Regions from separate parts of the Homo sapiens genome. Here region 1 is linked to region 2. The links are chromatin contacts, found by Hi-C or POLR2A ChIA-PET in ENCODE. All regions are on one chromosome and are shown on one strand. Each heading gives the region's core, a stretch centred on a gene start or an enhancer-like site at or near the end of the contact. The rest is flanking DNA. Distances are from core to core; before and after follow the strand shown.

Evidence for each region. Hi-C counts contacts between places; a loop is a spot of excess contacts on that map. ChIA-PET counts read pairs that join two places held with the same protein, here RNA polymerase II (POLR2A). Pooled maps may share reads with other maps.
Region 1: a loop to region 2 is called in a map of A673, with 4 times the contacts of the local background. The contact joins two enhancer-like sites. A Hi-C loop is called at or near these places in 5 of 168 maps with a recorded cell type or tissue (A673, Caco-2, OCI-LY7 and 2 more), 4 of 37 single-sample maps with no recorded cell type and 11 of 50 pooled maps. POLR2A ChIA-PET finds 5 or more read pairs at or near these places in 5 of 52 experiments (GM12878, Panc1, activated B cell and 2 more).

The regions. Positions count from the first base shown.
Region 1 is chr12:31,679,954-31,684,121 of GRCh38, forward strand. The region is part of intron 6 of AMN1 (antagonist of mitotic exit network 1 homolog); the gene reads right to left. Among named protein-coding and RNA genes, the nearest start is that of ETFBKMT, 22 kb to the left of the region's middle. RefSeq lists a silencer at 2,494-2,583. Within about 2 kb of position 2,363, at least 4 of the 41 ENCODE cell types and tissues checked have a DNase peak (open chromatin) inside an H3K27ac peak, as active enhancers do.
Region 2 is chr12:31,760,506-31,764,821 of GRCh38, forward strand. No RefSeq gene overlaps it. Among named protein-coding and RNA genes, the nearest start is that of H3-5, 30 kb to the right of the region's middle. Within about 2 kb of position 2,771, at least 2 of the 41 ENCODE cell types and tissues checked have a DNase peak (open chromatin) inside an H3K27ac peak, as active enhancers do.

The sequences.
Region 1 (4,168 bases), core at 1,113-3,612, 81 kb before region 2:
GTCTCTACTAAAAATACAAAAAATTAGCCGGGTGTGGTGGCACCCGCTTGTGATCCCAACTCAGGAGGCTGAGACAGGAGAATCGCTTGCACCCGGGAGGTGGAGGTTGCAGTGAACCAAGATCGCACCACTACACTCCAGGCGGCAACAAAGAGTGAAACTCCATCTCAAAAAAAAAAAAAAGATTTAGTAAGTTTAAAAATTATTTTCATGCTGTTGTAACATCTATAAAACTATAATTTTCTTTTCTTTTCTTTTCTTTTGAGATGGAGTTTTGCTCTTTGTTGCCCAGGCTGGAGTGTAGTGGTGTGATCTTGGCTCACTGCAACCTCCGCCTCCCGGGTTCAAGCAATTCTCCTGTCTCAGCCTCCCAAATACCTGGGATTATAGGCACCCGTCACCACGCCCGACTCATTTCTGTATTTTTAGTAGAGACGGGGTTTCACCATGTTGGCCAAGCTGGTCTCAAACTCCTGACCTCAGGTGATCCGCCTGCCTCGGCCCCCCCACAGGGCTGGGATTACAGGCGTGAGCCACCATACACAGCCAAAACCATAATTTTCATATTTCTAATAGCAGCTTAGTTTTTATCTCTTCTGCAGAAACCAACTCAGAGTACTTCTAACAGTTTCAAGTCCTAATTCATAATGTGAAGTTATGTTTTATTCTAACTAAGGTTAAGAAATTTTATAAATACTTAGAAACATAGTCGAGAAAATAGGTTAATTCAGGAGATCTGATGGGAAATTACAGTGAGCAGTGCTAATCTGGGAGTCAGGTTGCTTTGAGGGTAACAATATTATAATTGCACATGCATATGCAAGTATAGTAAATACTTTCTATATAATATAAATTTTATGGTCTTAAATACTCATATGTGAGCAACCATATGAATATATAAGAGGAATCATGTTATATAAGGTGTCACGAAAGAAGAAAGGCCTTCCATGTATCAAACAAAAAACCCCCACAAACACAACCAGCATTTATCTTCCTTGGAAAAAGAAGAAATTAAAAATCAAATATAAGGTGAACATGTTAGCCCACTTTACTTCCATTCAATGATGTTAGCAAAAATATATCATTATAGAAGATTTAGGGGTACTGATGGTTAAGTGGGAAGAGTAGAAGTGATCTGGGTAGTTAAAATTTCTTCAGCTTTTTTCTCTTTAGTTTATTAATAAAAGCCATTTTATATGAACTATTTAAAAAATTTATTTTTTTTGATGTGATGACTCAAGGTAGAATATATTGTATGAACTCTTGCATTATTATTTTTATTTATTTTTTTTGAGACGAAGTTTCGCTCTTGTTGCTCAGGCTGGAGTATAGTGGCATGACCTTGGCTCACTGCAACCTCTGCCTCCTGCGTTCAAGCAATTCTCCTGCCTTAGCCTCCTGAGTAGCTGGAATTACAGGCATACATCATCATGCCTGGCTAATTTTTGTATTTTTAGTAGAGACAGGGTTTCACCATGTTGGTCAGGCTGGTCTCATAGTCCTGACCTCAGGTGATCCACCTGCCTCGGCCTCCCAAAGTTCTGGGATTACAGGCGTGAGCCACCATGCCCGGCCTCTTGCATTATTATTAATATTAGATCTCTCAATGTTATGATAATTGGCCATTATGCACAAGGCAAAGTCGAGATCCATAAGAGTTAAGTGATTTATTCGATGTTCTGGAGAGATGGCGTGGATGGGATCAGCGTTCGTTTTACTGTATCTTAAGATTTTAGTTTTAGTCTTAGCACTATTATTATTTTATTAGACAGCAAGTCTCAGTTAATGTTGTGCAGGCTGATTTCAAACCCCTGGGGCCTCAAGCGATCCTCCCACCTCAGCCTCCCGAGTAGCTGGGACTATAGGTGTGCACCACCATGCCCAGCTAATTAAAACAATTTTTTATAGAAGCAGGGTTTCTCTATGTTGCCCAGGCTGGTGTCAAACTCCTGCATTCAAGCGATCCACCCACCTTGGCCTCCCAAAGTGCTGGGATTACAGGCATGAGCCACCGCACCCTGACACAAATAACATTTCAATATCTCACTTTCCTATTCTGTGAAATCAGGGATCAGAAAAATAACATTTTAAAATGTGATGGAGTTGGCTAGGGTAATCAAAAAAGTGTTCTGTGCTAGAAATTTGGAAATGCTTGGACAAACGAAGTTAAACAGTTTCTTAGCTATAGTATTTCTCAGAGCCTTTGACAAATTAACATTCATAATAGTGGCATGTTGCCCTTCACAAACTTTTTGGACATATAAACACTTTTTGTTTTATGTTATGGCACACCATGTAACTGCAGTGAATCTGAAGGATTTCAGGGCAGAACAAAGAAAAAGATGTGACCACAAGGTGGCAGTGGGACACAACAAGCTCTCTTTGGACAGCGCTTTGACAGGTTTGTATGCCGGGAAGTCCCTCACAGCATGAGACCTTCCAAAGGCAGCGACAGTGTAGGGCGGCCACTACTCAGAAGGGGGAGGGTAAGAGAATTCCTGGAGGACTAGAGAGAGGGTGTATGTGTCATGACGTTGTTTAGCAGCAAGATCGGCGGGGCGGGTGGGGGGGTGTCTCTGGGTTACAGAGCTCCAAAGGGCAGCAGTGATTTGGGGTCTTTTATAGCCTGGGGTTTTTATCTATGGATAGTAGACGTTGAGTGTAGTTTGCAGGGTATGTAAAGCAGGTGGGCTCTAGATAGATGGCTAATAATTTGGTTATTTAGGCTATACTTAAACAATTGGATGTGTAAACATTTGATTTGGTGATGATGGGCTTTTGAGCTAACAGTCCTGGTTGCTGTGAAGAAGTAAACAACACAGGGCCCCAAAGGTCATTTTTAGATCATGTAACGGTAACACCTAGTCCAGCATTTACCAACTGTGATCTTCCAGATCAAAAATATTTTTATTCCAAATATTTTGAACTCCTGCCATTTCAATGTCTACTTCCACTACTTCTGGCAGCCACACAAAAATATAAGAAGTGATTTGAAAGGGGTATGCTATTCTTTTTTTTTTTTTTTTTGAGACAGTGTCTCACCTTGTCACTCAGGCTGGAGTGCAGTGGCACAATCTTGGCTAATTGCAACCTCTGCCCCCCAGGCTCAAGTGATCCTCATGCGTCAGCCATCAGAGTAGCTGGGATTACAGGCGTGCGCCACCATGCCCAGCTAATTTTTGTATTTTTAGTAGAGAGGGGGTTTCACCATATTGGCCAGGCTGGTCTCAAACTCCTAATCTCAAGTGATCTGCCTGCCTTGGCCTCCCAAAGTGCAGGACTACAGGCGTGAGCTACCACACCTGGCCAGAAAATGATATGCTATTCTTGCTGCAAATGTTGAAGTTGACTGATAATTTTTCTTTACCATAAAGCAGTGGTTCCCAAAGTGTAGTCTGCATATTCTGTAGTCTGAGACCCTTTCAGGGTTGTGAACTGAACTAGTTACTTTTCTCATGGAACACCATTTTTACTTTTTAAAAGAATGATTGATATGGTTTGACTGTGTCGCCACCCAAATCTCATCTTGAATTGTAGCTCCCACAATTCCCATGTGTCGTGAGAGGGACCCGGTGGGAGGTAATTGAATCATGGGGGCAAGTCTTTCCTGTGCTGTTCTTATGATAGTAAATAAGTCTCATGAGATCTGATGGTTTTAAAAGGGGAAACCCCTTCTCTTGGCTCTCATTCTCTCTTGCCTGCCACCCTGTAAGACGTGCCTTTCGCCTTCAGCCATGATTGTGAGGCTTCCCCAGCCACGTGGAACTGTGAGTCCATTAAACCTCTTTTTCTTTATAAGTTACCCAGTCTTGGGTATGTCTGTATCAGCAGTGTGAAAACGGACTAATACAATGACTACAGTGTAAGGTTATTCTTATTTGAGTACTTGGCAGACTATTTCATGAAAATAGAAGAAATGAGGCTGTCATTTCAAAGAAAACAAATGACAGAATTTGTTGTCAGTGATAAAGCTTTAGCTTTCAAGTGAATTTTGGAAGCCTCGTAGCTGCCACTGTGATCTTGAAAGCTATCCAGGACCTTTCTAATGACATCAGTTATTATGTTAACAACTGATTTTTGTTTTGGATAATAAAATGTGTCAATATTTAAAAGATCTATATAACTCAGAGAACCAATATTTTCCGAACTGCCAATGCATGATGTTACA
Region 2 (4,316 bases), core at 1,521-4,020:
CACGCAGTAAGGAGATGGAGACCATCCTGGCTAACATGCTGAAACCCCGCCTCTACTAAAAATACAAAAATTAGCCAGGCATGGTGGCACATGCCTCTAATCCCAGCTACTCAGGAGGCTGAGGCAGGAGAATCGCTTGAACGCGGGAGGCAGAGCTTGCAGTGAGCCGAGATCGTGCCACTGCACTCCAGCCTGGGCGACAGAGGAGACTCTGTCTCAAAAAAACAAACAAACAAACAAACAAAAAACAGCTGGACATGGTGGCAGGCACCTGTAATCCCCGTTACTCACAAGTCTGAGGCAGGAAAATCACTTGAACCCAGGAGACGGAGATTGCAGTGAGCCAAGATCGTGCCACTGCACTCCAGAGCGAGACTCCATCAAGAAAGAAAGAAGATGAAGGAAGGAAGGAAGGAAGGAAGGAAGGAAGGAAGGGAAAGAAAGAAAGAAGGAAAGCATCAAAATGAATGAAGTTAAAGATCAGCCAAACAAAGCTAAGAAAGCAAAGAAATTGAAAAAATAAAAATAGAAACTACTTAATTAGAAAAAAAGTAGAATTAAATATATAATCCAAGAGCTGGTTACTTGAAAAATAAAAAAGATAGGCTTTTAGCTAAGTTAACTAGGAAAAACAGCTAAAATATACTTGATGCAATAATTTGGAAATTCTAGATAAAATGGATTATTTTTAAAGAAAGTATGACTTGCCAAAACTGATCTTAAAAAAAAAAACAGAAAATCTAAATAAGCAAATAATTACCATAAAAGAAGTATAAAGAGCTATTCCACAAAAGGAGTACCAGGTCTAGATATTTTCATAGGTGGTTATATTCCACCTTTAAGGAAACAATTCCAAAGCTATGTGAGCTTTTCTAACACATAAAAAAAAGAAAGAAACCATCTAAAATACTTCTATGAAGCAAGAATAGTTTGACACTAACTCTAACAAGGTGTGTAGAAAAAAACCTGAGCACTAATCTCATTTATATGTATTGATGAAATAATACTAGGTACTAGGAAAAAGAATCCTGTAATACCTTACAAGAATGAAAGGACAAAAATGGGGATTATTTCAGAAATACAAGGATAATAAATTATTAGGAAATCTATTTTATAAAGAGACCCAAGGACAATCAACTCAACAGACTTTGAAAAATAATTTGATTAAAAGCTTTTGGGAGGCCAAGGTGGGCAGATCATGAGATCAGGAGATTGAGACCATCCTGGCTAACACAGTGAAACCCTGTCTCTACTGAAAATACAAAAAATTAGCCAGGCGTGGTGGCAGGCACCTGTAGTCCCAGCTACTCTGGAGGCTGAGGCAGGAGAATGACGTGAACCTGGAAGGTGGAGGTTGCAGTGAGCTGAGATCACACCACTGCACTCCAGCCTGAGCGACAGAGTGAGATTCCATCTCAAAAAAAAAAAACAAAAAAAAAACCTTTTAACATTTATTTATTTATTTATTTATTTATTTATTTAGACAGAGTCTCGCTTTTTCACCCAGGCTAGAGTGCAGTGGTGCGATCTCAGCTCAGCTCACTGCAACCTCAGCCTCTTGGGTTCAAGTGATTCTCCTGCCTCAGTGTCCCAAGTAGCTGGGATTATAGGCATGCATCACCATGCCTTGCTAATTTTTGTATTTTTAATGGAGATGGGGTTTCACCATGTTGGCCAGGCTGGTCTCGAACTCCTGACCTCAAGTGATCCATCTGCCTCGGCCTCCCAAAATGCTGGGATTATAGATGTGAACCACAGTGCCTGGCCCATCTACTTTTCAATCAAAAATGATCATAAAAGAATAAGAATATAAGTTGACAGCAAGAATGAGGAAATAAAAAATTTTTTTAATTAAATTTGAAAAATAAAAAAAAAGAATAGAAGACATTTCCTTAATATGAATCTATTTTAACCTCAAGACAGCTTATGTTCAAAGGAAAATATTAGAAGTACTCCCATTAACAAAAGATTTTAAATAATGATGACTACTATTATCAGTAATATTTTTCTATCTAATGTGTTTATCTTTATATTTGGGGGAAAATTAGAAGTTAAAAGTTATTGGAAACAAGACAACAATGCCTGCTGTCATCACTTGCATTCAAAATTGAACTGGAAGTTCTAGCCAAGGCAATTAGGCAAGAAAATAAAATAAAAGGCATCTAGGTTGGAAAAGAGGAGGGACAACTATCTTTTTTTGCAGATGAGATAAAAATCCCTAAACAATTCACAAAAAATCCATTAGGGCTAATAAACAAGCTCAGAATGGTGCAACAATGCAAGATCAATATACAAAAATCAGTTGTATTTCTATAAAGTAACAATGAACAATCCAAAAATAAAATTAAGAAAATAATTCCATTTATAATACCATCAAATATAATAAAATACTTTGCAACAAATTTAACAAAAGAAGTGGATGACTCAGCCAGGCAAGGTGGCTCACACCTGTAATCCCAGCACTTTGGGAGGCCGAGGCAGGCAGATCATGAGGTCAGGAGTTCGAGACCAGCCTGGCCAACATAGTGAAACCTCATCTCTACTAAAAATACAAAAAAATTAGCTGGGTGTGGTGGCGGGCACCTGTAATCCCAGCTACTCGGGAGGCTGAGGCAGGAGAATTGCTTGAACCCGGGAGGTGGAGGTTGCAGTGAGCTGAGATCGTGCCATTGCCCTCCAGCCCAGGCAACAGTGTGAGACTCCGTCTCAAAAAAAAAAAAAAAAAGAAACAAACAAACAAAAGAAATGGATGACTCATACTGAAAAAGAGATCATTGAAAGAGATGACTCAGGAGGCTGAGGCAGGAGGATCAGGAGTTTGAGTTTGTAGTTAGCTATGATCGCGCCACTGTACTCCAGCCTGGGTGACAGAGCAAGATCCTACTGAAAACCAAAAAGAGAAGCAAGAAAAAGAGAAAAAGAAAGAAGACTAGTTGAAACAACATCTGTTTTCATGGATTGGAATATCTAATATTGTTAAGATATCAGTACTTCTTAAATTAATCTGCAGACTCAACACAATCCCTGTCAAAATTCCAACAGCATTTTTAATTTTTTCAGAAATGTAAAAGCTGATCCTCAAATACATATAGAACTGCAAGGGGCCCTGAATAACCAAAACAATCTTGAAAAAGTTAAAAATTGAAAGACTCACACCTCCCCATTTCAAAACTTTGCTTAAAGCTATAATATCAAGACTGTAGTATGGGCATAAGAATAGACATGTAGTTGAGGACAATGAATTGAGAGTCCAGAAATAAACCCAGACTCTTGCATCAATTGATTTTCAACAAGGCTGCCAAGACAGTTCAATGGAGGAAAGAATAATCTTTCAACAAATGGTTCTGAACAACTAGATATCTACATACAAAATAATGAATTTGGCACCTGAGTACCATACACTATATACAAAAATTAACTCAAAATGGATCAGGACCTAAACATAAGAGCTAAAATTATAAACTCTTAGAAGAAAACATAGATGTAAATCCCTGTGACCTTGGATTAGGTAATGTTTTTTTAGTTATGGCACCAAAAACACAAACTATAAAAGAAAAAAATAGAAAAATTGATCTACTCCAAAATTAAACACTTTAGTGCTACAAAGGACATTATCCAGAAACTGAAAAGACAACCTATAGAAAAGGATAAAATATTTGCAAGTCATTCTAGTAAAGAACTTGAATTGGCCGGGCATGGTGGCTCACGCCTGTAATCCCAGCACTTTGGGAGGCCGAGGCAGGTGGATCACAAGGTCAGGAGATAGAGACAAGCCTGGCTAACACCGTGAAACCCCGTCTCTATTATGAATACAAAAAATTAGCCGGGCGTGGTGGCGCATGCCTGTAGTCCCAGCTACTCGGGAGGCTGAGGCAGGAGAATGGCGTGAACCCGGGAGGCGGAGCTTGCAGTGAGCCAAGATCGTGCCACTGCACTCCAGCCTGGGGGACAGAGTAAGACTCCGTCTCAAAAAAAAAGAACTTGTATCTAGAATATATAAAAAACTCTAACAATTCAGCAATAAAAGACAACCCAACTAAAAAATTGACAAAGGATTTTTTTTTTTTTTTTGAGATGAAGTCTTGCTCTGTCCCCCAAGCTGGAGTACAGTGGCGCAATCTCCACTCACTGCAACCTCCGTCTCCTAGGTTCAAGTGATTCTCCTGCCTCAGCCTCCAGAGTAGCTGGAATTACAGGCGCCCGCCACCACGCCCAGCTAATTTATTTTTTATTTTTTATTTTTAGTAGAGACGGGGTTTCCCCACATTGGCCAGGCTGGTCTTGAACTCCTGACCTCAAGTGATCTGCCTGCCTCG